2 separate regions of the Homo sapiens genome follow, and region 2 is linked to region 1. Evidence: chromatin loops called from intact Hi-C (ENCODE). Cell type or tissue: K562. All regions are shown on one strand. Each heading gives the region's core, and the rest is flanking DNA. Links, peaks and the distances in the headings are about the cores only. Region 1 has its middle 90 kb from the start of SLC30A10. Region 2 overlaps RAB3GAP2 (RAB3 GTPase activating non-catalytic protein subunit 2).

Region 1 (15,706 bases), core at 6,437-11,436:
GTATGTTTGGAGGAAGGTTTTCCCCTCTCACACTTTGGGAACTTACAGTTTTTTGCCTGTCTCATGAAATTTGCTGTAGCATGCCGCTTCCTTCAAAGGATCCATGAATTCTTTCAGTTTTCCTGGTGCATTCCTGTGGTGGTTCTTGGAGCAAAACGATGTGAGTCTCCACACACTGTTCTGTTGGTCCAAGTGGGAGCTGCACATTAGCCCTGTCTCTTATTTGCCATCTTCCTCCTAATCCTCCTGAGCATAACTTTTGTGTGATCTATTTTTTTTAGTCTTGGTCTTAATTTGAGGCATCAAGTTTATTTTATTTTGTTAATACTTGGAAAACTTGGGTATTGAAGTACCTTATAAGTAATAGTGTTGCTTGCAAGGTCTGGCTAGTATTTCAGTTCTAAACTGAATAGTTCTGAGTTCTATAGTGAATAATTCTATTCACTATAGAAACCTGAGTGCAGGGAAAAAGAAAAAAAAATGAAAGAAAGAAACTAATTTGGGACTGGAGTCAGAAAATCTGGAATTGGAACTTAGCATTGCCAAATCAGAGTGACAACAGCAGCAAACACTGGTTGAGCACTTACTATATGTCAAGTGCCATTTTTCTAATTTTCTCAGACTGACTAGCTGTATGATTGTGGGAAAGTCCCATAATCTTTCTGAAATCTAGTTGTAAACTAAAATAATACTGTGTACCCATCTTATTTCATAAGGTTGTTATGTGACTCAAATGAGATATTAAGTAACACAAATAGAGCTAAAATTTACAGTTCCCTTATTATGTATCAGGTATGGTTTTAACTGCTTTACATGCATTAATTCATTTATTTTTAAAAACTATCCTACAAGTTAGACAGTTTTATTTTATAGACAAGGGAACTGAGGGAAGAAGACTGTAAGTATCTTTCCCAGGGTTAAATAGCTAGCAATGCATTCAGAGCATGCATTTGAATGAAATGATATGTTAAGATGATTTGAATATATACAACATTTCTTATTTTTCTTTTTTATTTTATTTTATTTTATTATTATTATACTTTAAGTTTTAGGGTACATGTGTACAATGTGCAGGTTAGTTACATATGTATACATGTGCCATGCTGGTGTGCTGCACCCATTAACTTGTCATTTAGCATTAGGTATATCTCCTAATGCTATCCCTCTCCCCTCACCCCACCCCACAACAGTCCCCAGAGTGTGATGTTCCCCTTCCCGTGTCCATGTGTTCTCATTGTTCAATTCCCACCTATGAGTGAGAATATGCGGTGTTTGGTTTTTTGTACTTGCGATAGTTTACTGAGAATGATGGTTTCCAATTTCATCCATGTCCCTACAAAGGACATGAACTCATCATTTTTTATGGCTGCATAGTATTCCATGGTGTATATGTGCCACATTTTCTTAATCCAGTCTATCATTGTTGGACATTTGGGTTGGTCCCAAGTCTTTGCTATTGTGAATAGTGCCGCAATAAACATACGTGTGCATGTGTCTTTATAGCAGCATGATTTATAGTCCTTTGGGTATATACCCAGTAATGGGATGGCTGGGTCAAATGGTATTTCTAGTTCTAGATCCCTGAGGAATCGCCACACTAACTTCCACAATGGTTGAACTAGTTTACAGTCCCACCAACAGTGTAAAAGTGTTCCTATTTCTCCACATCCTCTCCAGCACCTGTTGTTTCCTGACTTTTTAATGATTGCCATTCTAACTGGTGTGAGATGGTATCTCATTGCGGTTTTGATTTGCATTTCTCTGATGGCCAGTGATGGTAAGCATTTTTTCATGTGTTTTTTGGCTGCATAAATGTAAAATGCCTTCTTTTGAGAAGTGTCCATTCATGTCCTTTGCCCACTTTTTGATGGAGTTGTTTGATTTTTTCTTGTAAATTTGTTTGAGTTCATTGTAGATTCTGGATATTAGCCCTTTGTCAGATGAGTAGGTTGCGAAAATTTTCTCCCATTTTGTAGGTTGCCTGTTCAATCTGATGGTAGTTTCTTTTGCTGTGCAGAAGCTCTTTAGTTTAATTAGATCCCATTTGTCAATTTTGGCTTTTGTTGCCATTGCTTTTGGTGTTTTAGACATGAAGCCCTTGCCCATGCCTATGTCCTGAATGGTAATGCCTATGTCCTGAATGGTTTTCTTCTAGGGTTTTTATGGTTTTAGGTCTAACGTTTAAGTCTTTAACCCATCTTGAAATAATTTTTGTATAAGGTGTAAGGAAGGGATCCAGTTTCAGCTTTCTACATATGGCTAGCCAGTTTTCCCAGCACCATTTATTAAATAGGGAATCCTTTCCCCATTGCTTGTTTTTGTCAGGTTTGTCAAAAATCAGATAGTTGTAGATATGCGGCATTATTTCTGAGGGCTCTGTTCTGTTCCATTGATCTATATCTCTGTTTTGGTACCAGTATCGTGCTGTTTTGGTTACTGTAGCCTTGTAGTATAGTTTGAAGTCAGGTAGTGTGATGCCTCCAGCTTTGTTCTTTTGGCTTAGGATTGACTTGGTGATGCAGGCTCTTTTTTGGTTCCATATGAACTTTAAAGTAGTTTTTTCCAATTCTGTGAAGAAAGTCATTGGTAGCTTGATGGGGATGGCATTGAATCTATAAATTACCTTGGGCAGTATGGCCATTTTCATGATACTGATTCTTCCTACCCATGAGCATGGAATGTTCTTCCATTTGTTTGTATCCTCTTTTATTTCATTGAGCAGTGGTTTGTAGTTCTCCTTGAAGAGGTCCTTCACGTCCCTTGTAAGTTGGATTCCTAGGTATTTTATTCTCTTTGTAGCAATTGTGAATGGGAGTTCACTCATGATCTGCCTATCTGTTTGTCTATTATTGGTGTATAAGAATGCTTGTGATTTTTGTACATTGATTTTGTATCCTGAGACTTTGCTGAAGTTGCTTATCAGCTTAAGGAGATTTTGGGCTGAGACAATGGGGTTTTCTAGATATACAATCATGTCATCTACAAACAGGGACCATTTGACTTCCTCTTTTCCTAATTGAATACCCTTTATTTCCTTCTCCTGACTAATCGCCCTGGCCAGAACTTCCAACACTATGTTTGAACAGGAGTGGTGAGAGAGGGCATCCCTGTCTTGTGCCAGTTTTCAAAGGGAATGCTTCCAGTTTTTGCCCATTCAGTATGATATTGGCTGTGGGTTTGTCATAGATAGCTCTTACTATTTTGAGATACGTCCCATCACTACCTAATTTATTGAGAGTTTTTAGCATGAAGGGCTGCTGAATTTTGTTAAAGGCCTTTTCTGCATCTATTGAGATAATCATGTGGTTTTTGTCTTTGGTTCTGTTTATATGCTGGATTACATTTATTGATTTGTGTATATTGAACCAGCTTTGCATCCCAGGGATGAAGCCCACTTGATCATGGTGGATAAGCTTTTTGATGTGCTGCTGGATTCGGTTTACCAGTATTTTATTGAGGATTTTTGCATCAATGTTCATCAAGGATGTTGGTCTAAAATTCTCTTTTTTGGTTGTGTCTCTGCCCGGCTTTGGTATCAGGATGATGCTGGCCTCATAAAATGAGTTAGGGAGGATTCCCTCTTTTTCTATTGATTGGAATAGTTTCAGAAGGAATGGTACCAGTTCCTCTTTGTACCTCTGGTAGAATTCGGCTGTGAATCCATCTGGTCCTGGACTCTTTTTGGTTGGTAAGCTAATGATTATTGCCACAATTTCAGAGCCTGTTATTGGTCTATTCAGAGATTCAACTTCTTCCTGGTTTAGTCTTGGGAGGGTGTATGTGTCAAGGAATTTATCCATTTCTTCTAGATTTTCTAGTTTATTTGCATAGAGGTGTTTGTAATATTCTCTGATGGTAGTTTGTATTTCTGTGGGATCGGTGGTGATATCCCCTTTATCATTTTTTATTGTGTCAGTTTGATTCTTCTCTCTTTTTTTCTTTATTAGTCTGGCTAGCGGTCTATCAATTTTGTTGATCCTTTCAAAAAACCAGCTCCTGGAGTCATTAATTTTTTGAAGGGTTTTTTGTGTCTCTATTTCCTTCAGTTCTGCTCTGATTTTAGTTATTTCTTGCCTTCTGCTAGCTTTTGAATGTGTTTGCTCTTGCTTTTCCAGTTCTTTTAATTGTGATGTTAGGGTGTCAATTTTGGATCTTTCCTGGTTTCTCTTGTGGGCATTTAGTGCTATACATTTCCCTCTACACACTGCTTTGAATGTGTCCCAGAGATTCTGGTATGTTGTGTCTTTGTTCTCATTGGTTTCAAAGAACATCTTTATTTCTGCCTTCATTTCGTTATTTACCCGGTAGTCATTCAGGAGCAGGTTGTTCAGTTTCCATGTAGTTGAGCGGTTTTGAGTGAGTTTCTTAATCCTGAGTTCTAGTTTGATTGCACTGTGTTCTGAGAGATAGTTTGTTATAATTTCTGATCTTTTACATTTGATGAGGAGAGCTTTACTTCCAAGTATGTGGTCAATTTTGGAATAGGTGTGGTGTGGTGCTGAAAAAAATGTATATTCTGTTGATTTGGGGTGGAGAACTCTGTAGATGTCTATTCGGTCCACTTGGTGCAGAGCTGAGTTCAATTCCTGGGTATCCTTGTTAACTTTCTGTCTCGTTGATCTGTCTAATGTTGACAGTGGGGTGTCAAAGTCTCCCATTATTAAGGTGTGGGAGTCTAAGTCTCTTTGTAGGTCACTCAGGACTTGCTTTATGAATCTGGGTGCTCCTGTATTGGGTGCATATATATTTAGGATAGTTAGCTCTTCTTGTTGAATTGATCCCTTTACCATTATGTAATGGCCTTCTTTGTCTCTTTTGATCTTTGTTGGTTTAAAGTCTGTTTTATCAGAGACTAGGATTGCAACCCCTGCCTTTTTTTGTTTTTCATTTGCTTGGTAGATCTTCCTCCATCCTTTTATTTTGAGCCTATGTGTGTCTCTGCACGTGAGATGGGTTTCCTGAATACAGCACACTGATGGGTCTTGACTCTTTATCCAATTTGCCAGTCTGTGTCTTTTAATTGGAGCATTTAGTCCACTTACAATTTAAAGTTAATATTGTTATGTGTGAATTTGATCCTGTCATTATGATGTTAGTTGGTTATTTTGCTCGTTAGTTGATGCAGTTTCTTCCTAGCCTTGATGGTCTTTACAATTTGGCATGATTTTGCAGTGGCTGGTACCGGTTGTTCCTTTCCATGTTTAGTGCTTCCTTCAGGAGCTCTTTTAGGGCAGGCCTGGTGGTGACAAAATCTCTCAGCATCTGCTTATCTGTAAAGTATTTTATTTCCCCTTCACTTATGAAGCTTAGTTTGGCTGGATATGAAATTCTGAGTTGAAAATTCTTTTCTTTAAGAATGTTGAATATTGGCCCCCACTCTCTTCTGGGTTGTAGAGTTTCTGCCGAGAGATCCACTGTTAGTCTGATGGGCTTCCCTTTGTGGGTAACCCGACCTTTCTCTCTGGCTGCCCTTAACATTTTTTCCTTCATTTCAACTTTGGTGAATCTGACAATTATGTGTCTTGGAGTTGCTCTTCTTGAGGAATATCTTTGTGGCATTCTCTGTATTTCCTGAATTTGAATGTTGGCATGCCTTCCTAGATTGGGGAAGTTCTCCTGGATAATATCCTGAAGGGTGTTTTCCAACTTGATTCCATTCTCCCCGTCACTTTCAGGTACACCAATCAGATGTAGGTTTGGTCTTTTCACATAGTCCCATATTCCTTGGAGGCTTTGCTCGTTTCTTTTTATTCTTTTTTCTCTAAACTTCCCTTCTCGCTTCATTTCATTCATTTCATCTTCCATCACTGATACCCTTTCTTCCAGTTGATCGCATTGGCTCCTGAGGCTTCTGCATTCTTCATGTAGCTCTCGAGCCTTGGCTTTCAGCTCCATCAGCTCCTTTAAGCACTTCTCTGTATTGGTTATTCTAGTTATACATTCGTCTAAATTTTTTTCAAAGTTTTCAACTTCTTTGCCTTTGGTTTGAATTTCCTCCCGTAGCTCGGAGTGGTTTGATCATCTGAAGCCTTCTTCTCTCAGCTCATCAAAGTCATTCTCCATCTAGCTTTGTTCCGTTGCTGGTGAGGAGCTGCATTCCTTTGGAGGAGGAGAGGCGCTCTGCCTTTTAGAGTTTCCAGTTTTTCTGCTCTGTTTTTTCCCCATCTTTGTGATTTTATCTACTTTTGTTCTTTGATGATGGTGACGTACAGATGGGTTTTTGGTGTAGATGTCCTTTCTGTTTGTTAGTTTTCCTTCTAACAGACAGGACCCTCAGCTGCAGGTCTGTTGGAGTTTGCTAGAGGTCCACTCCAGACCGTGTGTGCCTGGGTACCAGCAGCGGTGGCTGCAGAACAGCGGGTTTTCGTGAACTGTGAATGCTGCTGTCTGATCATTCCTCTGGCAGTTTTGTCTCAGAGGAGTACCCGGCCGTGTGAGGTGTCAGTCTGCCCCTACTGCGGGGTGCCTCCCAGTTAGGCTGCTCAAGGGTCAGGGGTCAGGGACCCACTTGAGGAGGCAGTCTGCCCGTTCTCAGATCTCCAGCTGCGTGCTGGGAGAACCACTGCTCTCTTCAAAGCTGTCAGACAGGGACATTTAAGGCTGCAGAGGTTACTGCTGTCTTTTTGTTTGTCTGTGCCCTGCCCCCAGAGGTGTAGCCTAGAGATGCAGGCAGGCCTCCTTGAGCTGTGGTGGGCTCCACCCAGTTCGAGCTTCCCGCTGCTTTGTTTACCTAATCAATCCTGGGCAATGGCGGGCGCCCCTCCCTCAGCCTCGCTGCCGGCTTGCAGTTTGATCTCAGACTGCTGTGCTAGCAATCAGCGAGATTCCGTGGGCATAGAACCCTCCAAGCCAGGTGCGGGATATAATCTCGTGGTGCTCCATTTTTTAAGCCTGTCGGAAAAGCGCGGTATTAGGGTGGGAGTGACCCGATTTTCCAGGTGCCGTCTGTCACCCCTTTCTTTGACTAGGAAAGGGAACTCCCTGACCCCTTGCGCTACCCGAGCGAGGCAATGCCTCGCCCTGCTTCGTCTCGCGCACGGTGTGCTGCACCCACTGTCCTGCGCCCACTGTCTGGCACTCCCTAGTGAGATGAACCCGGTACCTCAGATGGAAATGCAGAAATCACCCGTCTTCTGTGTCGCTCAAGCTGGGAGCTGTAGACGGGAGCTGTTCCTATTCAGCCATCTTGGCGCCACCCCCCCAACATTTCTTATTTTTCAACAGAAAGATCTCAAATTCTGTAGACTGGGAAGTCTAGCATCCTTAGGAACATACCAAGAATTTGCATTCAGTAGTGCCGAAGGAACAGCAGCTCCGTGACAGTTCAACTCATAAGTGGCTCCTCTTTCCTTTCTCTTACTGTTAGGTTCCTATAATTCACTCTACGTCAATACATTATGGATTTAATGTCAATTAGAGAGCCTTCAAAGAGCAAAGTGACCTGAACACTTTGCAATGAGATGCACTTGAAAATACAAATGAAAAAATGACAAAATACACTGTTACATCAAAAATAAATGCTATGCACTAGATTTTTCCCCTCTCTACCTCCAACTTGTCCTTGTTCCTGTAAGAAGTCAAGATGTGGCTATGTTAAAAAATGGGTGGATGGGTGAACAGATATGGAGCCAACACTATCTCTTATACACAGAGGAAGCAGTGAAGGAACCTTTCACCTTGATTTTAAGCCTGACAAACAAAGGCCAATTTGGTTGTAAGGAAAAGATGAAGTCTTAGGAGAAAATGACCTTGCCTTTCATTTTCGACCTTATAATAACCATTCTGAAAAGTTGTAAAAGGGAATCCCATGTTGATTAAGATAGTGAATGGACCAAATGACTTCATTGGTTTAAGTGAGGTACACCCTGTCCTCACCTTAAATTCAGGGTGGGAAAGGCCGGACTGTCATCTTACTCTTTTCTAATCATCCATTTAGTGGATGTTATTGTTCGATGATTTGTTCGATGTTATTGCTGTTTACCATGGGGGCTGTAAAAGATGAAGCCATTTTAGTGTAGGTCACCAGAGCACACACTCTGGAGCCTACTGCTTAGATATGAATCTCAGCTCAAGTCCATGTATGAGCTGAGTGACTCTGGGCAAGTTACTCAACCTCAGTTTACTCCTCTATAATATGGGCATAATAACAATTCCTCCTTCATAGCTTTATTGTGAAGGTTAAATAGTTAACATTATGTAAAGTGATTAGAACAGTGCTTCATAATAATAATTATGTTGATATTAACTTATTAAAAATTAATATTACTTAAATTATTGTTATTATTGTTATGCATTTTATTACTTGTCTATAGACTCTGGAAACTCAAGGCCTTTCTGTCTTTTCACGCTTGAACAGGTCACTGTCTTCTACATCCTATCCTTTAGTTTTCTATCAAATTAACTTTTCCAATTAATGTCTTTCATCATTGTTTTTTTTCGGCTCACACTGTGGACTGACCTCACACTGAATAGACAATAACTCAAACACTCTTTGATTACCACTCAAGGCTCTCCATAGACTGGCCTCAACTGTATTCTCCAAACTTTTTAGTAGGGAAGATGAAGTCGCTTTGGTTTCTCAGTCCATTTTCAGAGACAGCAGCACCATCTACTGGACGATCTTTATTCTAAGTAACTGAGCATTCACATTCTCGACTGTTAGAACTTGAAAGAGCGAGAAAGCAGAGGTGGATGTTGGTGTTGTCTTTGGTTCATTTGTTCTAAGATCACATTCCAAGGCTGAATACATGAAAGACCATGAAAGAGTTAAGGGAATGCCAGGTACAGTATTTCATGTTGAAAGACTTTGAAATCATGATTTTAGAATGTAAAGGGAACTTAGAAGACAATGGTAAAGCAGCAACAGTTAGAGTAACGCTGTATGTTTATGTATCGCTGAAAAGTTTTTAAAGAACTCTCACATGATTTGACCCTCAAAGTAGCCCTGAAAAATAGACAACACAGATCTTATTATCTCCATTTTAAATGAAAGGAGAGTTAGGCAAAGGAAGGCTAAATTAGGTGCTTTAGGTTTCACACCAGGAATTGTGACTCAGTGTTGTGGACTTTCCATTACACTATACTTACCTGCTCCGGACTCTCATTCTATAGATGGGAAAACTGACTCCTGAAGAATCTAAGCAACATCTCTCAAATCCAATGGTAAGTTGTAGTAGTATCAGAACAAGAGTCTCCTGATTAACAATTGGCACTCATTGACAATTCTACTTCTTCACTTTCTTATAAAATTTGTATAAATTTAAAGGGTATAGGTGCAGTTTTTTTTTTTAACATGGATATATTACACAATGGTAAAGTCTCAGCTTTTAGTGTAACCATCACCCAAATAACCTACGTCATGCCCATCAAGTAATTAATTTCTCATTCCTCACCCCTCCCACCTCTCCACCCTTTTGAGTCTCCAGTGACTATTATTGCACACTCTACGTCCATGTGTACATGTTATTTAGCACCCACTTTTAAGTGAGAACATGCGGTATTTGGCTTTGTTTCTGAGATGTTTTTACTTACGGTAATGACCTCTAGGTCCATCCATGTTGCAGCAAAAGATGTGATTTCGTTCTCTTTTATGGCAGTGTATATTCTTTTGTGTATATATGCTACATTTTCTTTATCCAATCCTCTGTCGATGGACACTTAAGTTGAATTCATGTCTTTGCTATTATGCCCCACTTTGCCCTAACCCCAATAATGACAACACCATCAGTGAAAAATAGAGAGGTGATGATGAAACTCTCATTGGAATTATTGCTCTGAATTGTGAACATAGGCAGGTGAAGCATGAAAAGGTGAAGCATGAAAATAAATTGATTCTGATACCTGCCATTGGTACAGTCACTCCAGGGTAGAGCCTGGTCCTGAGATTGAAGAAAGAGGCTGGGTAAGATGGCTCATGCCTGTAATCCCAGCACTTCGGGAGGCTGAAGTGGGAGGACTACTTGAACCCAGGAGTTGGAGACCAGTTTGGGCAACATAGCGAGACCACATCTCTACAAAAAATAAAAAAATTAGCCAGGCAGGGTGGCGCATGTCTGTAGTCCCAGCTACTCGGGATTCTGAAGTGGAAGGATCACCTGAGTCCAAGAAGTTGAGGCCCCAGTGGGCTGTGATTGTGCCCCTGCACTCAGCCAGGGTATCAGAGCAAGACCCTGCTTCCTGAAACCACCCTCCCGACCACAGCCCCCCAAAAGAAGGAGGTGGTGAGAGGAAGGGACTGTACCTTGAACCTCAGATGGACTCTCCAGATTTTCCCAGGCTTGGCTCTGAGCCACATTCTCAGGACACCAGGTTAAGGAGGCCACTTGAGCAGGGCTACTCCACAGCTACCTTCTGACCTCTGGCTCTGGGCAGGTCCTTGCCTCTTTCTGCAGGAAATGGGGCAGGTCGCTATGGGGGCTGTGGGTTTTTACAACACATCCTTTGCCAGGTCTAAGACCTTTTCCTGAGCAGCTCTCACAGTTTGAGCTCTGGCACTAAACACACTGGTGGAGTGAGAATGTCTTATTTCCTGGTCTCAATTCCTACTTTTGGGAGTTTTAATGAAGATTTGATCATTCTCTAAGGGCTGAATCCTGGCACAAGAGTTTCCTGGAAATATAAAAATGTCACCTGGGCTTGCTTGCACTTAGGTAACCCTTGCTGGTACAACTTTGAAAGAAACCAGGAGACCCTTTTAGTTAAATATTTAAAACGATTTAATTGTCAAGCCTTCACAAACTCTATTGGTTCTTTTGCAGTTGATTAAATTTTCTAGGACCACACTTTCTAGAGCAATCATTGTTTCATAAAACCAATTTAAAAATGAGTGTTCAGCTAGATTCCAAATTTAGCACTATGTACATTCACCAAATTTCTGTCATTGCCAGGAATTACTGGACTCCTTTTTCTTGTTGGGTGGACAGCTGGAGTTTTCAAATTACACTGTATAGTTTGCTCTGCCTTTTTTTTTTTTAATCTAAGAAGAAAACTTTTTCTTTTTCTTGCTGCATAAACAGTAGTGGTTTCAAATGTCAAAATCTGAACTCTAGATCCTTGCATGAAGCTTACTTCCCATGCTACCTGTGTCCTGTGTCCTTCAAGATGGTGTGTTGAAGTGAAGCGAGGACACACAGTGGAGGAAGCTGTGGACATAAGGTTAAGATGTTACCCAAGATACAGGTCAAGCTGAAAGAGGATGGGGTAAGCGAGAAAAGATGGTTAGAAGGTAAATTTGTTGGTTGGGCGCTGTGGCTCACGCCTGTAATCCCAGCACTTTGGGATGCCAAGGCGGGCAGATCACGAGGCCAGGAGATCAAGACCATCCCGGCCAACAGGTGAAACCCCATCTCTACAAAAATACAAAAAAATTATCTGAGCATTGTGGCATGTGCCTGCAGTCCCAGCTACTTGGGAGGCTGAGGCAGGGGAATCGCTTGAACCTGGGAGGCAGAGGTTGCAGTGAGAAGAGATTGCGCCACTGCACTCCAGCCTGGCGACAGAGCAAGACTCCGTCTCAAGAAGAAAAAAAAAAAGAAGGTAAATTTCTAAATTTCTTTCCTCCTATTTGTCATATCTTCTCCTAGGACACCAAAAGGGCCTCAGGTAGAAAAAGTTCAGAGATTATAAACTGAGCACAATTGATGAGGTCAATTGACTATAGAAACAATGCAAAGCAGCATCATTCATCTGGGGTAATACCCGAGGTTCAGTGTCCCACGCCAAAGAAATCAAAGATACGGACACACGAGCAGTGAGGTTAAGAGCAGAGGTTTAATAGGTGAAAGAAAGAGAAGAGCTCTCTCCTGCAGAGAGAGGGGTCCCGAGCAGGTTTTCTGGTCCATTGTGAAATACATCAGGTTTTATAGATGAGCTTGAGGAGGTGGTATTGGATTTACATAGGGCACAAAAGATTGGTTGGACCAGGTGTGTCATTTGCATAGGGTGCGAAAAACTGGTTAGGGCTAGATGTGCCATTTGCATAGGGCATGAAAAAGCTGGCCACCCCACCCTAATCTTTTATTATGCAGATGGGTTCTCTATCTGGCTGATGCCATGTTGCCTGTTTCCTTACTGTACACGTGGTGACAAAGAAAAGGGAAGATAGAGCCTCCATGTGGAACATGCCTGGCTCTCAGGTAGCCCTTTCCTATTGGCACAGCTGCCAGCATTCACCTGTGCAAGCTTCTAGCTTGCTTGTATCTATGTCTGCAGCTCGATTTTTCAGGCAGTTGTTAGAAAAGAAACGAGTTTGAGGCTGTTTTTCATTAAAAGGGAAATTCTGCTGAGGACTCTCTTACCCATACTATCTGCCTAAATAACTTCTTTCTATCTCTTGTAGCAAATGGATTTTTCAGATGGAGCTCTTTTCCTCTTTGGAGGGAGGGCTTAGCCTGGGGAGGACAGCTAGGTGCCAAAGAGAAAAGAAGCACATTTAACGGAGGCACATTTGACATCCAAGAAACACTGAAATATGGTTTAAATCTTTATAAAAATTTCTATAAAATGTGCAAAGGAATGATTACATTGTTTGACACAGCAAAACATTGTAATATTCTTAATCAGTGGCTCAGCTATCACAAATCTCATCTTCAAGGCAGTTTCTAAGTTGACCAGGTAATTTGTAGTCCAAATGGGGACACTTTTGGGTGCAAAGAGCATGCGATTTATAATTTCACTGGGCACAGGCATACACCAGGCCTGTCCTTGCACACTCCTTTTTCATCTAGTTCTCTCAATTCTGGCATGCACTGCATCACCTATGTTCATGTTTTTCTCCCAACTAACTCATCTGTGGGATTTATTCTGTTTTCCCAGAGGATCTAGAATGTAAATTACTGCTTTGGTCCTTACTGAGATCAGCACAACAAAAACCCAGTGGGTGTTCAAGCCTCATCTCTCACCACCATGCCTCTCTCGCTTATGGTTTAAAAGGAAGTTTCTTGGTCTAGAGCCAGTGCCACCCCAGGAGCAATGAGCACGCTGAACACTCAGATCTTGCTTTTTCTAAAGATTGTTTTTCAGTGAAAGGGGCCAGGGCTTTTTGGAGACATGGCTGATTCTAGGGCAAGAGTGCGAAAAATACAAGATGAGCCTGGAGAGTCTTGTAGTGTCAGGAAATAAGGAAGTGCTCAGAAAGTAAAAGCATGTAGGCATGCATGGGACAGACATACTAACCTGAAAGAGCTCCTGGGGGCCAAAACTGGAAGAATTTAAACAGTAATTTTTTTTTAAATGTAGCATTGAATTATAACACAAGTATAAAATAAATGTACATAAGCCTATGTTGCTATACATAAATAATTGAATAATCAAATTAATGAAGGATGAGCAATAAATTTTCATTACAGAAGAATTTCAGATAGTATGTGTGTATAATCTACCCTCTCCTCACTCTCCAAAAGTGTGAACTGGACATAGTGACTGATTTCCAGTGAGTAGATATAGAAAGGGGAAAATAGTAACTTTACAGTGGAGAAAACTGGCAAACACTACTTTAACCAAAATGATCAAGTTTAACATCACCAGTAATAAGTCATGTTGCTACCACACTACTTCCTGTTTTGCTATGATGACGAGAGGACCTCATCTCTGTGGTATTCTTTTCCAGATCCCATAATCCATGTTGAATCATGATGAAAACATATGATGAACCTGTATTGAGGTATATTCTAAAAATTACCTGACCAGTACTTCTCAGAACTTTTGAGGTCATGAAATACAAGGCAAGACTGAACAACTGTGAGAGTAGAGTAGACTAAGATGACACGAGGACAAAATGCAACATGGCATACTGCCTTGGATCCTGGAGCAGAGAAAGGGCCTTAGTGGAAAAAGTGGTAAACCTTAATAAAGTCTGGAGTGTAGTTAATAGTAATGTACCACTGCTGGTTACTTAGTTTTGAGAACAGTGCCATGGTAATGTAAAATGGTTATAGTGGGAGAAGTTGGGTAAGGGGTATATGTGAGCTCTCTACCATCTTTGTAACTTTTCTATAAATATAAAATTATTCCAAAATAAAAAGTTCATTTTTTTTGAAAAAAAGAACATAGTTTCCAGCTTCATCCATGTCCCTGCAAAGGACATGAACCCGTCTTTTTTTATGGCTGCATAGTATTCCATGTTGTATACGTGCCACATTTTCTTTATCCAGTCTATCATGGATAGGCATTTGGGTTGGTTCCAAGTCTTTGTTATTGTGAACAGTGCTGCAGTAAACATACGTGTGCATGTGTCTTTATAGTAGAATGATTTATAATCCTTTGGGTATATACCCAGTAATCTGATTGCTGGGTCAAAAGGTATTTCTGGTTTAGATCCTTGAGGAATCGCCACACTGTCTTCCACAATGGTTGAACTAATTTACACTCCCACCAACAGTGTAAAAGCATTCCTATTTCTCCACATCCTCTCCAGCATCTGTTGTTTCCTGACCTTTTAATGATCGCCATTCTAACTGGCATGTGATGGTATCTCACTGTGGTTTTGAATTGCATTTCTCTAATGACCAGTGATGATGAGCTTTTTTTCATATGTTTGTTGGCCGCATAAATGTCTTCTTTTGAGAAATGTCTGTTCATATCCTTCACCCACTTTTTTATGGGGTTGTTTGTTTTTTTCTTGTAAATTCAATTAAGTTCCTTGTAGATTCTGAATATTAGCCCATTGTCAAATGGATAGATCGCAAAAATTTTCTCTCCCATTCTGTAGGTTGTCTGTTCACTCTGATGATAGTTACTTTTGCTGTGCAGAAGCTCTTTAGTTTAATTAGATCCCATTTGTCAATTTTTGCTTTTGTTGCCATTGCTTTTGGTGTTTTAGTCATGAAGTCTTTGCCCATGCCTATGTCCTGAATGGTATTGCCCAGGTTTTCTTCTAGGGTTTTTATGGTTTTAGGCCTATCTGGGGTTGGGGGTAGGGGAGGGATAGCATTAGGAGAAATACCTAATGTAGATGACGGGTTGATGGGTGCAGCAAACCACCATGGCATGTGTGCAGCTATGTAACAAACCTGCACGTTCTGCACATGTATCCCAGAGCTTAAAGTATAATAATAATAACAATAATAATAATAATAATAAACAGGACATAGCAACTAGCTTAAAGAGGTTTTATTTACCAAATCTGGACCAATTTTAGCATAAAATTGGGATTATAAACCAATAAATTCAGTTAAGGTTTATGAGTTTGTACTAAGGTAAATGAATGAATGGGTGAATAAATAAATAAATTGGAGGGACAAAAATGTTTCTCCTTACATTGTATTGCCAATTCATAAATGTAGAAGGGACAGTGAATTTAGAAAATTATCAATGGATGCCAAAACTAGTGATTGAAAGTTTGATGATTGAACAGTTACTTGCATAACCTTAAGGTATTTACCTGCAAAGGAAGTACGGGGGAGAAAGCAGGAACGTACTTATGGTTGAAGAACATTGTCAGATGTTCATAAAGAATCACCATTAATATGACGAAAAATAGACAAACTAGCGTTGTGTGCTTCTGGAAAGGAAGCACTGAGGGCACCACATCTCTTTCATGGTTTTTCTGCCCTCCAGAAGGCATTACCTGAATCCTAATCATGGAGAAATATCAGAAAAATTCAGACTGGGAAGCCTTCTCCAAAATAACTGGTTTATATTTTTTTAAATAAATATTCAGGCTAAGAAACAAAAAAATTGGCTAAGGAATCATTTCAGATTAAACGGG
Region 2 (15,706 bases), core at 6,751-11,750, 320 kb before region 1:
CTCACTAATACTTGGTATTATAATTTAAAAATTGTTCTTAGCCTTTTTGGTGGTTATGTAATGCTGTCTCACTGTGACATTGTATTTCTCTCATAACTAATGATGTGACTCTTTTCTTCATGCTTAGTGGCAATTTAGACATACTCTTATACAGCCTAGTTCTGATTTTTATTAAATCAGATTTTAAATGAAATTAAAGATTTCATGAACTTTATAAATATTACATGAGATATAAAAAATGAAATCAAAATAGTCTATATAGTTTAATAAGCTTAAGAAAGAGTAATTTATGTGTAATAAAAGTGAGACTATATAAGCATTCTATTTACTACTTTTACTTGCTATCTAGGCATTGCACTGATGATGTGGAATACGTTCTTAGTTAAAAGATTTTCTGCTGCTACATACTTAATGGATAAGGTAAGGTAGTTTCATGTATTGACTTCTTATTTATTTGATTCTCTTATTTGACTAATATTAGAAAGATTGTTCACATTAGGCTTTGTTAGACTATTTTTTAATTTGATAATTAGATTTTACTCATACTCAGTTAAATGTAATGCCCAGTACTGGCATTTTAATGACATAAAGAAGGACTCTAAATCCTCATAAAGAGACTAATATATTATAAAAGCCTCTTAACTAAAGAGATTAGGACTGGTAGTTGATTCAAGCAAGGATTTGCATTTTATTTTAAATTAAAGTGTACAAATTTACACTTACCAATCTTTGATGTAAGGCCAAGATATTTTCTTTGAATGGAGTTGATTGCATTCTCCTTTGGTTTTCTTGTGTAAACCTCACCCATAATGTATTGCCTATCATGGCTAGATCTTATTTTTTTAAAGTTGTTGTGTAATCTGAGTCCAAAACCTTTAGATTTCTATAATTTTTATAGTTGTTCCCTCTGTATCTAATCCAAAAGACCTAGGAGTTATTCTCCTCTATAAATCTTTGCAAAGCATTCAACATAGCATTCATGGAAATAACTCCCCCTTTTTTCTCATTCATATTTCATCAGTTATGGAATTAAATTACATAATTACAGTGACATCTACAACCAGCATGAGTAGCTTTGGGAACAAGCATAACATATAAGCATAGAACTCAACTGGTGGGAGCAGAAGCTGCTAGCATGCCGACAGTACCAGCCTAGCCTCCAGCTGAGTGGCCAGGGACACTAGTTAGTGTGTTTTACAGGCCACTCAACAATGTAGATTAGTGTAGCATCAGATGAGTGGATGCTAAGAGAATTACCACTGTAAAGATAACATATTCTTTTAAATGTATAGTCACAGTCATTCCTGCATCATGAATAGCACCACAGCCAAGACCCAACTTTAGGCCACTGCTCCCCTTGAAATTACTCTCTTTGATGTTATTGATAACATTTTTCTGGTTAAATCTAACCATTCTTTCCTCTGTGCTCATCTTCCTTGACTGAATAGCTTCTTTCTTGGAACTTGCATCTTTTGGCCTTTATGATGTTGTTCTCCTATTCAACTTCACCTCTTACCCCCTCGTCTTTCGAGAGAATAACAGTAAAATGTAATTTATGTGTGTTACAATTTGTAGTTTCACAGCATTCTCACATCCACAATCACTTTTGATCTTCACTACTTTGGGGCAAAAACAGTCCTAAACCAGGAAGTAGGAAATTTGTGATTGGATAAGTCTTTATTATAATGTGTTATCTCTCATGTGCCAAGACTATGCTAGGTTCTGTGGTTGAACCAATGGAAGTTATGGTCCTGGCCCTCAAAGAGCTCACAGTTTGAACACCAGGTAAACAGACAATAGGGAGTGTTTGGAGCTCAGAAGAGGAGGAAATAAATAACAAAACAAGGGGAAGGCTTCTGACTTAAATTTTGGTGGATGCCTATATATATACCAGTAAAAAGTAGGTGAGAGGAAAGTATATCCCAGCAGTCCTGGAGATATGAGGCAACTTGTTGGATTCAGAGAACTAGAAGTAGCTTAGGATGGCTGGAACATAGGCTATATTAGAAGAAAAGAAAAGCTAAGATGAAGACATTCCTGTGCAGGCTGTGAATTTGGATTTTCTAGTAGTATGTGTAAGCTTAGCACAGGGTCTGGCACATGTGGTAAGGGCTCAGTAAATGGTAGCTATTATTTTATATTGAAGACACTGGGGCAGTTTTAAGCAGAGGAATTATATATTCAAATTTGTGTTTAAAAAGATGATTCTGGCAACAGACAAAATATCTTGGGACTGGGGTCAGCTGATCTTGGTTGTTCCAAGGCTGTTGCAGTAATCCCAGCAAGTGGTAGTGAGGTGACATTTTTCTCCAATGTCTCCTGTGAGTTTCCTCTCTTATCAAGTAGTATTTCTGAGGGCAGAACTTTTGCCTCCCACTTATTACACTGTAGACATATACAGTAAAATCTTAATAAGTACTTATTGCGTAAGGAAATTTTTCTGGGCTAGGAATATAACTCCCATGTGCTTTAGAGTGGTTTTCCTTTCTTTCTATTTCAAACAATTGTGCCTTTATCAACAAGCTGAATTCTTAGGTGTTCTTGATTAGTAGCCCTGAATTAGGCTCTGGGTTTTTTTTTTAGTTTTTCTTTGGTAGGAGTGGGATGGAGTCTCACTCTGTTGCCCGGGCTGGAGTGCAGTGGCACAATCTTGGCTCACCGCAACCTCTACCTCCTGAGTTCAAGTGATTCCCCTGCCTCAGCCTCCCGAGTAGCTAGGACTACAGGTGCATGCCACCACGCCCAGCTAATTTTTGTATTTTTAGTAGAGATGGGGTTTCACCATGTTGGCGAGGCTGGTCTCAAACTCCTGACCTCAAGTGGTCGGCCCACCTTGGCCTCCCGAGTGCTAGGATTACAGGCATGAACTACCACACCCGGCCCAGGCTCTGGGTTTTTAGGCAACACAGTTATTTGACTGTACAGATTTTTAGAGTTTTTACTTATTTAATAGTTCAGAAATATGTAATTTATATTTGAAAAGGATTATTCTTGAGCCCAGTGTGAGATTAAGTTTCACCACCAATTTAATTGCATCTACTGTTGGTAGAGCCAACAGCTAATTAATGAGGCTGTCACATTTACTTATAGCGCCATTTACGGTTTTTAAATTCGGTTACTTTTTATTATTTGTGCCATAGTAATGTCTTTTTATTTAAATTATTAAATGTTACAACATTTTATCTTTTTATTTTAGGTTGGAAAATCACCAAAAGATAGGTTATGCCGAAGGGTAAGTGAATCTCCCATAGCTAGAATTATGGTTGTTAATTCCACACTTTTATGTAGTACTTTATTAACTGTATAGGTGAACTTTGCCTTTTATCATTGTGATGACGTATCAGAAGGAGATAAGAAAAATGAAAAGAGAATACTGCATTAAGGAAACTGGTCATGAACTATGGCCAGTTTTAATTTACTTTTCCAGATTGTTAGATAGCATATTAAACTAGGTTTTTATAAGATGTTGTTCAGCTTTGAACTGTGAACAGGTTAACATGCTACCATTGCTGCATATTCCGATTAGACATTTATAATGGAAGCATCCAACATCAAATTGAAGCAGGTTCAAATGAAGTAGTTAATTTGATCTACCTATATATATGATATATATAATAACATAAGTATACAAATACAACATTAGTCTTAACTAATATTCTAATCCATGGATATGGGACTTGTATTTGACCCAAGAAATTAATAGTACTAGCTTCCATTGTTGAAGACTTTTTCTGATGTGTTCTTGAGAATGGTTGTATGACTAGAGTGTGTACGTGTGTGTGCATGCATGTGTGTGTGCATGTACCCACAAACACTGAATTATTTGCTTTGGGGATGTGAGGAAATTATAAGATTGTTGGTTTTAAAAAGATTATATGGCAGGGCGCGGTGGCTCACGCCTGTAATCCTAGCACTTTGGAAAGGCGAGGCTGGTGGATCACCTGAGGTCAGGAGTTTGAGACCAGCCTGACCAACAAGGTGAAACCCCATCTCTACTAAAAATAGAAAAACTAGCCAGGCATGGTGGTGGGCGCCTGTAATCCCAGCTACTCAGGAGGCTGAGGCAGGATAATCGCTTGAACCTGGGAGGTGGAGGTTGCAGTGAGCCGAGATCGTGCCACTGTACTCCAGCCTGGGCAACAAGAATGAAACTCTGTCTCAAAAAAAAAAAAAGATTATACACAAATGCAGTGGTCCCTTGGACAAGCCCTTTAAAGGAGTCATTGAGAATCGTCTGTTGCTCACAGCATCAATCTGGTATTTAGTTCTCAAGCTTGAGGATTCTAGTTTTGCTCAGAGGGTCGGGTTCAGTCTCTAAAAGACGCTCTGAAAGCAGACCAGGCTGTTTTCTTGGAGCTTTTCAGGTTAGATTCTCATGTGTGTATCTTCCATCTACCACGATTATTTGGCTACCAGATGCCTTAGCAAGCTGAACAGTGAGCTCAGAAGTGCCACCATCTATAGTAACTAATGAGGCTGTTTCTTTACAATACACAAAGAACACTACTTTTTAAAAGTCAATATTTATACCACTTTGTAAAGCTTGACTTTAAAATTGGTTGACAGTAAATCTAAAAGAAGGAACTTAAATATGCTAATGCCTTGACTTTCAAATTCTTGCCTGTCTATTCAGTGTGGAAAGTCAGCTGAACCAGTGTATTGTATCCTGGTTCTTGTTTGGCTGACAGTAACTATAGCAGTTTTCCTGCAGGGCCTAATTACGTTCCTTTTTAAAAAACAGGATGTGGGAATGAGTGACACAGCAATGACATCTTTCCTCGGCTCCTGTTTGGATCTTCTTCAGATCTTAATGGAGGTAAAAGAGGTGTATTTTTCATTCTGAACTGCTCCTAAGATATTACATATTCTGCAAACCATTGCATTTAATAAATGACTATTTTAATGAGGTTGTTTTTCATTCATTCATTTCTAAATTTTGACTTGAGCCCAGAAGGTAGTGATGTTTTCTTATTAAATTCTTATTGAAATTAGACTTTGTGTTTTTTTATTACAATTTGGGACAGTGTGCAATATGAATTTGCACTTTGCTGCTAATAAACTCATTGGGATATTTGTAAGCTATTATTTTTCCATTACTGAACACAGTCCTCCATTCTCAAAACCCTTAGGCAGATGTTAGCAGGGATGAAATACAGGTGCCTGTGCTGGATACTGAGGATGCGTGGCTCTCCGTGGAAGGACCAATCTCCATAGTGGAACTGGCCCTTGAACAGAAGCACATCCACTACCCACTGGTGGAGCACCACTCCATCCTGTGCTCCATCTTGTATGCAGTCATGAGGTTTTCTCTGAAGACCGTGAAGCCACTTTCACTTTTTGACAGTAAGGTAAGTACCTCACAGGATTTCAGAGCTATTTTGGAGTTGCAGGCTTAGCAGACACATGGATTTTCATATTTAATAGAAGCTGTCCAGTACTTTTGTGACTGGTATAATTTGGTGTGAGGTTCCAACTCCCTCATTCCCTGCTTGATTCCGTTCTTTTTATTTACCTTCTGTACTGCTCCCCTTGGAGTTTTGCCCTCTCAGCTGTCTGCTCTTCTCATTCTCCATATTATTCCTGGACAGACTCATTTTCTCCCTCTTATATATCTCTAGGCCTGACCAATCCCTAGAGTTTGAGGCATTCATTTCTTTTGAACTTCTCTCTTTGAGTGTCTTATAGGACTTCAGACACCTCATATCTAAAATATATCTGCAAACCAATACCCACATCCTGCCCCTAACCTAAATTTGCTGTTCCTTCTGAATTCCCTGACTTGGTTATTTTATTAACGATGTCATCATTTTTGCCCTGGCAAAAACTAGAAACTTTGAAGTTATCTCACCAATTCCTTACTTCAAGCCAATTTTCTTCATTGTAAATTCATTCTTGTAAATTCTGCCATAGATCATGCCTGTCCGTTTCTCTCCATGACTATAACCCTAGTTCAGGCATAATCATCTTTCCCTCGGCTATTACAACAGCCCTTTCTTAATCACGCTGCCTCCAGTTTCTCTCTCTCCAGTCCCATGCTGCAAGAGCTGTCTTCCTAAGAGACAGGTTTAATTGTATTAGTTCTATACCTAAGATTTTTTTTGGCTCCTCTGCAGGATCAAGTCCAAATTTGTGAGTAGAATATGTTTTTACATATTCTATTGTAACCTTCACAGTTTAGCTGCAGTGGATAGTAAAATCCTTTCCTTCCCCACGCAGGTGTCAAATTTTGAGAGACAGGACAAACTGTTGGAGACAAAAACGTCAACATTATTACTTAGCTTTTTACTGATAGAAGCTGGGTTAGAGAACACAGCTTAGGCTTGTGGGAAAGTGGGTTTATTATTTCACCCTTAAATGAGAGACTCCCGGACAGTCATGGTGGCTCACACCTGTAATCCCAGCACTTTGGGAAGACAAGGTGGGCAGATCACTTGAGGTCAGGAGTTTGAGACCAGCCTGGCCAACATGGTGAAACCCTGTCACTAGTAAAAACACAAAAACTAGCCAGGCATGGTGGTGTGTGCCTGTACTCCCAGCTACTTGGGAGGCTGAGGCAGGATAATCGCTTGAACCTGGGAGGCAGAGGTTGCAGTGAGCCAAGATCACACCACTGCACTTCAGCCTGGGCCACAGAGTGAGACTCTGTCTCAAAAAAAAAAAAAAGTATAGATTTTGAATGAGTTAGTATATCTTTGAGAATATAAGCGATAAGAGTACTTAAAAGTTAAAAAAGAGAAAGAAATACCAAAATAAAGTGCCTAGCTCAGTATTCCCATCAGAAAAGGCCTTTGTGAAACCAGAACACATCCAGAATTGGATTAGCACAATAATGTTTAGTTTCAACCCATGTCATGCCAAGACTACCTGAGACAGCTGGGTGACACTCATCTGCAGAGAGCTAGTATGGTTGAGTGGCTAGTGAAAACAATCCCGGTGCTACCATTTGCTAACTAGAATTATTTAGATTTTCTTACTCTCAGTTTTCTCATTCAGAAAGTAGCAGTGCCAGCCTCATGGTTGTTGTAAGGGTTCCTTGTATTCAACATGAAGTACTTAGCAGCATCTGGAATGTAGTAAATAATAAGTGGTGCTATTATAGATGCTATAGCTAGGACCACCAGGTGGGAACTATCGAGTAACAGATTGTGAGTGTATGCTAAATCTTTAAATACTTCTCTCAGTGATGTCCAAAATGTCATGGGTTGCCCTGTAAGTCCGGTTTTTCTTATCACTAAAGGATGAGTAGCTTTAATCTACTTGGCAGTCACAACAGATGACCTAGAATCACAGATGATTAGGTATGGAAGGCACATTGGAAGATACCTAGGATGACCTGCTTGCAGAAGAAGAAACGGTAACCCAAGATTGTGGGTCATTTACCCAAGGCAACCTGGATGGAAGTGGTGAGCCTTGGACTAGACCCAGGTCTTTCAACTTAAAGGCCAATGTTCTTTGCTCTGTATTACATTTCCTTCCAAGGAACTTCTAAAATCCTGTTTCCTGATATTCTGTTTTTACTCTTTAGACACACATCTGTTCTTTTAAATAAGGTGTTTTTAAACAATTCAACAAGTGTTTTTAAAAGGATTCAGAGGCTGGGCGCGGTGGCTCATGCCTGTAATCCCAGCACTTTGGGAGGCTGAGGCGGGCAGATCACCTGAGGTCAGGAGTTTGAGACCTGCCTGGCCAATATGGTGAAAACCCCGTCTCTACTAAAAATACAAAAAAATTAGCCTTGGCGTGGTAGTACACGCCTGTAGTCCCAGCTACTTGGGAGGCTGAGGTGGGAGAATCGCTTGAACCAGGAAGGTGGAGGCTGCAGTGAGCTGAGATCACACCACTGTACTCCAGCCTAGGCAACAGAGTGAGACTCTGTCTCAAAAAAAAAAAAAAAAAGGATTCAGGGTACATATATGTATTACTTAGCTATTACTGCGGAGTAAATCATCCCAAAACTTGGCTGAAAATAACAAATATTTATTATCTCACAGTTGTTGTGGGTCAGTAATCTGTGTTCTCCTTATCTAGGTGCCTCTGGCTTAGTCTCTCATGAGGCTGTAGTTAAGGTGCTGCATCTGAAAGCTCAACTGGGATGGGGACAGGGTGATTCACTTCTAAGCACAATTGTTGGCAAGATTCAGTTATGCCACATGTGCCTCTCCATACAGCAGCTCACAACACGGAACCTGGCTTCCTGCAGAACAAGTGAGAGTGAATATGAGTGCCTCAAGGCAGAAGAAGCAGTCTTTTGGAACGTGGTCTTGGAAGTAACATGTATCACCTCTACCTGCTTCTGTTGCTAGAAGCAAGTCATCAGCCTCCATGCAAGGAGAGGAGACTATAGGAAACACGAATACCAGGAGGAGGGGATCACTGGGTTTCATCTTAAAGGCTGTCTACTATATACTAGATAATTGTTATAAAAATTATTCTAAAATCTTACTGTTCAAGGAGAAATAAAAATCAACCATAAGTTATTATTAAGTTTTAAACAAATCTTTCTCCCTCTCCCCCCTTAATAATCCACACTCATCAGTTTTCTTGCTCTCTTTCTTTTTAGGGAAAAAATGCATTTTTCAAAGACCTAACTTCAATTCAGTTATTACCTAGTGGGGAAATGGATCCAAATTTTATTTCTGTACGACAACAGGTAAATTATAGCTATTGGATTTTGTTTTTGTTTCTTGGAAAAAAAAACATAAGGGAAAAATCTAGCTGGCTTTTGAAAAGAATGACTACTTTCTATCGCAAGGACAGAAAACCAAACAGCACATGTTCTCACTCATAGGTGGGAGTTGAACAATGAGAACACTTGGACACAGGGTGGGGAACATCACACACCAGGGCCTGTCGTGGGGTGGGGGGAAGGGGGAGGGATAGCATTAGGAGATATACCTAATGTAAATGATGACTTAAGGGGTGCAGCACACCAACATGGCACATGTATACATATGTAACAAACCTACACGTTGTGCACATGTACCCTAGAACTTAAAGTATAATAATAAAAAATAATAATAATATTTAAAAAAGACCAATTTCAAAGTATTCTTGAGAGCTAGTTGTTTAAATGATGTGTTCCTTTTTTGATAACTAAACAATTTAATGGAAAAGCCACTATAAGTGACAGAAAAGCTAACAATACTTGGTTTAGGTATTTTAAAATGAAACAGTAACAATGCATTGCTCTATCTCTTTCTCCATTTTCAAGTTCTTATTGAAAGTTGTCAGTGCAGCTGTCCAGGCCCAACATTCAGCCACAAAGGTCAAAGATCCCACAGAAGAGGCCACACCCACTCCTTTTGGGAAAGACCAAGATTGGCCAGCTCTAGCTGTGGATTTAGCCCATCACCTTCAAGTTAGTGAAGATGTTGTTAGAAGGCATTATGTGGGGGAACTATACAACTATGGAGTTGACCACTTAGGAGAAGAGGTAATCATGACCCTTTGAATGTTAATTGGGCTCAAGTTATAAAATTGATAGTTGGAATAAAGAATCAGTTAAGTTTCCAATGAAGCCTTTTGCTCTTCCTTTTATTAGAACATCTAGGTATAAAAATAGAACAATAGAATATTTTTTAAAACATAAAATTATAATCAAATAATTCCTACAGTGTGCCAGGCCTGCCCTACGCACAGGGATATAGCAGTAAACAAAACAGACAAGGTTCCTTCATCATGGACTTGATAGTCTGCTGGTAGGAGCAGAAAAGCATGCTAAATTTTGCATTGAATGATAGGTGCTATGAAGAAAATAAAGAGGGCCGGGTGTCGTGGCTCACACGTGTAATCCCAGCACTTTGGAAGGCTCAGGTGGCAGATCACTTGAGCCCAGAAGCTCGAGACCAATCTGGGCAATATAGCGAGACCCCGTCTCTAAAAAGGAAAAAAATATTTATTTTTAAATTGAAAAAGAAAGAAACAGGATCATATGAATAAACAGGAGCCACTACAGTAGAGTGGTCAGAGAAGGTGACATTTGAACCGAGCCCCCAAGGAGAAGCAGCAGCCAGCTACTCAGAAACTGGGGGAACAGTGCTTGAGACAAGAATTACAAAGGCCCTGAGGTGGGGACTAGAATGACTAGGTCCAGGACTAGAAAGGCCAGTATGGCTGACCAAACATAGTAAGCAAGGAATAAAGAAGTATGGCATGAGGCAGGGAGGCTGGCCCGGGCCATGGCCCTATCCTAGGTCTCGGAGCCCATGGTTATTCTAAGTGTATTCAGAAGCCATTAGAGGGGCTGGGCGTGGTGGCTCACGCCTGTAATCCTAGCACTTTGGGAGGCCAAGGTGGGTGGATCACTTGAGGTCAGGAGTTCAAGACCAGCCTGGGCAACATGGTGAAACCCTGTCTCTACTGAAAATACAAAAAATTAGCTGGGCGTGGTGGCATGTGCCTGTAATCCCAGCTACTTGGGAGGCTGAAGCAGGAGAATCGCTTGAACCCAGGAGGTGGAGGCTGCAGTAAGCTGAGATTGCACCACTGCACTCCAGCTTGGGTGGCAGAGTGAGACTCCATCTCAAAAAACAACAAAAAAAAGCCATTAGAGGGTTTCAAATAGACATGACATGAAACTCCTTTTATTTGCCAAAAGTTTGAAAACAGCACACTGAGTAGCCACATTGAATTGAAAGATTAGGTGATGAGAGAAAAAAAAATTAACCAAGGAACAGAAATTTGGGTTTAAATGCTAAGTTTGATTTGGATTTATCTTTGGTTGTATACAATCAAAAGATAAATGGCCACAGTTCAAAAATCAACTAGAATCTCTTCACTGGCAACCCCTTTCCTATAGAATAAACAAATCTGCTCACTCTGACTGTATTATTTCTCCATGTTCCTATCTTCAGGCCATTCTACAGGTTCATGACAAAGAGGTCCTTGCCTCTCAGCTGCTGGTGCTCACGGGGCAAAGGCTGGCTCATGCGCTTCTCCACACCCAGACAAAAGAAGGAATGGAGCTGCTTGCCAGACTTCCACCCACACTGTGTACTTGGCTGAAAGCAATGGTCAGTACAATAGAACGAGATCAGGCAAAAGGTCATTGGATGTTTTCTTGAGTGCCTGGTTAATAACAGTTATGAAGAAAATTTGACAAGTTTAATTCACCTAGTTACAAAGAAAAGCATTTTTATGTAATAACTCTTAAGTCAATAACAATTATTGTTTAGTTGTCTATAATAGGTTATTTTTGTGTCCCATTTGCAGGACCCCCAGGACCTTCAAAACACTGAAGTGCCAATTGCAACAACAGCTAAACTAGTAAATAAAGTAATTGAGCTTTTACCAGAAAAACATGGGCAATATGGTCTAGCCTTACACCTCATTGAAGCTGTGGAAGCCATATCTCTTCCTTCTTTATGACACTTACCTACTGGAAATAGTCTAAAATTATGATTATAACATGAAGTAGTGCATGGTTATTTTACATAGTAAGACCTGGAATTTTATGGGAAAAGTATGTCTTTTTTTTTCCTTTTGTAAAATAAATAAAAGTATATACAACTTTTAAAAAGTGCAACCCTGGCTAAATTCCACTCCTTTGGTTAATACTGAAGATAAAATATAAACAAATGTCAACTCTGTTATAATTAATACAGATGTTTTACTGTTTATTTCTAATTCAAACACTTAAGTAGCTTTATTGTTAAACTTTGCTATTTAAAATTGGTTATAATTTAGATTATGTTCTTATAAGATTCTATATTTCCTATCTAAAATGTTGTTGTAATTCAATTTAAATGTGTTCATGTACAGTCCCCATCAGTAGCGTATAGAACACCCCACTCTCCTTTAGTAAATGTTGAGAAAATGCCTTTGTTGTCATGCTCCAAATCCCACACTGGGCTGCCACCTGGGAGTTCTGGATACCGAAAGGTTCCTTTCCCAGAGGTTCTGCTGTTGCCATCAGAGGAGGATGACCGTGCTTGAGGAGGAAGAATGGGTTCAAGATCATCATATTCATCAGAAGGGGACACTAAATAGAACCCTTAACCTGTTGTACTTGCCAAAATTGAGAATCAGAGATGTGTAAAATGCAGCAAATTAATTATAATGTAAGTTAAGATTTGCTTTTTGCCAAGTTGCAAAGTTGTATCCACATCAGGTCACTGTAAAAATGTATTATCTTGTAAAACTTATGTAAAAAAAAAAAAAAAAAAAAGGCAAAGATACTAAAAATTTTAAGTCCGACTTTATTTTTCCTACAAGTGTTTAGAAATGCTTCTGGGATTTGCTAATATTATCTGTCCTTGGGAACAGTATTGAAAAAACTGCTTAGTGGTATTACAGCTTTAGCAAACCTACCTCACAGCTGGGATGAGAGGATAAAATACAACTAATTTTGTACCCTATAGTGCCTAGAGCAGTCCAAGTGCTAAATAAATATTTACTGATTAAAACCAAACTATAGCTACTCGGGAGGCTGGAGGAGGATCGCTTGAGCCCAGGAGTTTGAGGCCATTCTGGGCAATATAGCAAGACCCTGTCTCGAAAAAAAAAAAAAAAAGAAAAAACCAAACTAACCAAAACTCTGTAAAAGAGTGCTTTGAGCTCTACAAATACCAAGTATTTATTGTGGTATATTTTTAGAATGTAGCCATACAGTGTAATTATGGGTATCTGTCATGGATCACAATTATTATTCATAGTAAGTCATTGTGATACAGAAGTTTGTTTCTTCACTTCCCCTTAAGAAGCCAACTATAGTAATCATGCAAAGTTGAGGAGTATGTCCTTCAGGGATATAAAAAGAAAAACAAATCTGTTTTTTGAGCTAAAAGAGCACATCCAAACAAGAATTTAACTGGCTAAAATTTAGTAATTACTGTTAAGTAACTATCAAACTTGAAATCTTACAAGATAAATGGTTAAGATGTCTTGAGTATTTGGGATGGGGGCCTGTGAGTCTGATTGAGACATACATTTTACAGAGTAGCAGCACTGGAAAGGGCTAGTCCAACCTCCCAGCCTCTGCTTGGGTCTCCGCTGCCCCAGCCACACACATCCTAGAATTCTTGTAAACATATCTGGCTCTGTGTTAACAGTCACTTGTTATATGTTTTCTAAGAGATTAGTTCTTCCTGTGATTTTTCCAAGTACGCTGAAAGTAGTAGTATGAACTTAAGGAGGCTAGTCAAAGAAACTTGGAGTTATAGGTATTTTTAAAGAATAAATCCTCAATTCCATCATCACTTGGCGGGGAGGGGGCACTTATTAAGCATTTTAGATAATAAAACTGGTTAAGCTTACTCTGGTAGAACAGACAATCAAATCTGGGGATTGCTGAGAACAATAATAAGCTGAAGTATGGCTCACAGAATCCTAACACAAATCATTAAGTCTCTAGTTAGATTTGTTATCCTAAAATTTTTCATAGAATTTTAAAATCTAATTCTGACTTGTATGGTTAAGAAAAGCAGTTAAATATTTTACTACTTATCAAGGGCTTTTAAAATAAATAAATCTGATTGATAGGAAGAAAGGCAAATAAATACCTATGTAGACATTCTATAATAACAAAGAGCCATAGATGATAAAGGAATTAGATTTTAATGTAGAATGGGTGGTTTCTGAAACAAAGGTATGTGGTACTTTGTAGTTATTGATGAGAAGCCAGTAACCAGTAGTGTTTTCCTAGATATATGCCCACCCTCACACAACTTTCTTCATTAACAAACATTAAATATGCATTTGTATCTTATTAAATTATATTGTATAATGCTGAAGGAAAACAAAAAGTGTTCAAATAATCATAACTTCTACATTACAGGTTCTGTTTAGATGCAGAACTAGAGGGGCCAGGGTAAATGTAGATAAAGAGATATATAGCACCATGCTTCTTAATGCTTCATACTTTTGCAAACAGAAAAAAAAAGTTTTACTTTTATTATAAAACTTCATCTATGGTCAAAGTAAACACTGTTACATTTAAATTGCTTTTTAAAAACAATTGCGATCTAAAAAGTCAAAAATCTGAAATTTAATAATATGAGACTTACACTGAATATAATGTTCATTTAGAAGTTGCTGTGGTCCACTTCATTTATAAGGAACAAATATTTTTACAGTACACTATAGCAACAGCAAAAGCCCTCTCTCACCCTGATAGGAATGGGTTTGCTGGGTGTCTAGAAGTTAGATTCCTGCTGAATAGAATTAGCCATCCTTAAAAGATTTTAATCCAATACTGAACTGTTTATAAAATGCTTTCTCTATTGTAATGTACTGTAAGTAGTGAAATTCTGTATATACTGCTATTTTCTGTCTGTTCATTGTTGTGAACTTCTTATGTATATTAGTGAAATAAATTTTCAGCTTTCATGTTGTTTCCTAAACATTCATAAGTATAACTAACTATTAAGAGATTTCTTCCTTTCTTGAGTAACAAATTTGGTGATTATATTCTTTCTGATCCAACCCCAAAAACTAGCTATTCTGAAAAGGCTGATGTTCACTAATGGGAAGAATGAAATGACCCTTCACCTCTTAAGGGAAACAGGCCTCCGCCATTCCCTTTCAAAACTATACTTCTTTTACTTGATACTCAAAACTTCTGCACCAAAATCAGTCAGTATTTTTCCAGAATGCCTTTATTTTCAGTATCATAGAATTTAAATACAGAGTCAAAAGATGATTTATAAAATATAAAACATTTTCTGCTTGGCCGTATTTGAAGACAAGCTGAATACATATCTATGTTCTGAATAAGTCCACTATGGATATATATAGGAAGAGATATACATATATCCATCCACAGATACACACACACATATATATTTCTGCATGTATATATACATAATTCTTTCTATAGTTACAGGAAATACTTCTTCTATAATTCTGATTTTGACTCCCATCCTCCACCATTTACTCATCCACTCATTACCTAAATCTTGGCTTTCTTTCCTATATTGTAAATAATCCATCCAAACTTCTAGCCAGTACTGTCAGGAGGGTTCTTGCTCGAGTGAGCTGTTAATACTATTTTCCACTGACAACTTCTGCACATCGAGGACACAGTGTATCTGAAGACTCCGCTGTATACTTCCAACAACGGGGGCATTTTTCTTTCGTAGTCGGCATGACAATTACTTTATAGGAAGACTCTTCACGAATATCACCACCTATAAAAAAATACATGAAGAGTATTTCTGATAGGCATTCAACTTGTAACACTGTTTCTTAATTGGTTTAGCAGAGGCTTCTTTTTCAGTCTTTTGTCCTGCCTTGGTAAAGCTTGTCAGACACTTCCCCATTTGTCCCATTACATATATAGCCAAGATAATGGGATCATACAACTCAACACCTGAAGGGAGCTGAGGAATTAGAGACCCCGTGACTCTGAGATTAACTGACATCTCCCAAGTCACCGAGTTCTACATCTACTCAGGCAGAGCAGACTTTCTAGCTGTTAAATTTGGGTATAGTTCTGATGAATGACACTGCCTCTCCAGCTACATACTTGACTAAGAATTTTTAAAAGTCAAATTATAGTGACAACTACAGTGTCCTCACTCAAAATATCTCGTGGGACAAAAGGAACCAAAAATATCTCCACAATTAATACTCTTAGACCTCAGATTGATAAAAATATAAAACTAAGTTATTTTCTAGTCATTGTACAAAGAGTATGTGAACATTACATGGCCGGGCATGGTGGCTCAAGCCTGTAATCCCAGCATTTTGGGATGCCGAGGCGGGTGGA

Evidence for each region. A loop is a pair of places that touch in the nucleus more often than their neighbours do. Peaks named below come from ENCODE experiments on the same cell type or tissue, not always from the same donor. Only the 100,000 strongest peaks of a DNase experiment are listed, where the experiment ranks them.
Region 2: a loop joins it to region 1, with 6 times the contacts of the local background. A loop is called at or near these places in 1 of 110 quality-filtered maps.

The regions. Positions count from the first base shown.
Region 1 is chr1:219,830,825-219,846,530 of GRCh38, reverse strand. It overlaps a transcript of LOC105372926 not described here. Among named protein-coding and RNA genes, the nearest start is that of SLC30A10, 90 kb to the left of the region's middle. RefSeq lists enhancers at 6,753-7,496, 12,592-13,537 and a silencer at 10,918-11,118. In K562, for the core only: a CTCF peak has its summit at 8,601 (motif pointing left); a DNase peak (open chromatin) is centred at 8,600; H3K27me3 peaks cover 1,076 bases.
Region 2 is chr1:220,146,912-220,162,617 of GRCh38, reverse strand. RAB3GAP2 (RAB3 GTPase activating non-catalytic protein subunit 2) reads left to right here. Exons shown (of 35, transcript NM_012414.4): 28 at 350-420; 29 at 3,197-3,232; 30 at 4,742-4,816; 31 at 5,130-5,348; 32 at 8,561-8,650; 33 at 9,212-9,433; 34 at 10,854-11,012; 35 at 11,212-14,325. The coding sequence ends at 11,367. IARS2 (isoleucyl-tRNA synthetase 2, mitochondrial) reads right to left here. Exons shown (of 23, transcript NM_018060.4): 23 at 14,577-15,125. The coding sequence ends at 14,983. Among named protein-coding and RNA genes, the nearest start is that of MIR194-1, 37 kb to the right of the region's middle. RefSeq lists a silencer at 8,154-8,354. In K562, for the core only: no CTCF peak of the experiment used is centred there; a DNase peak (open chromatin) is centred at 9,287.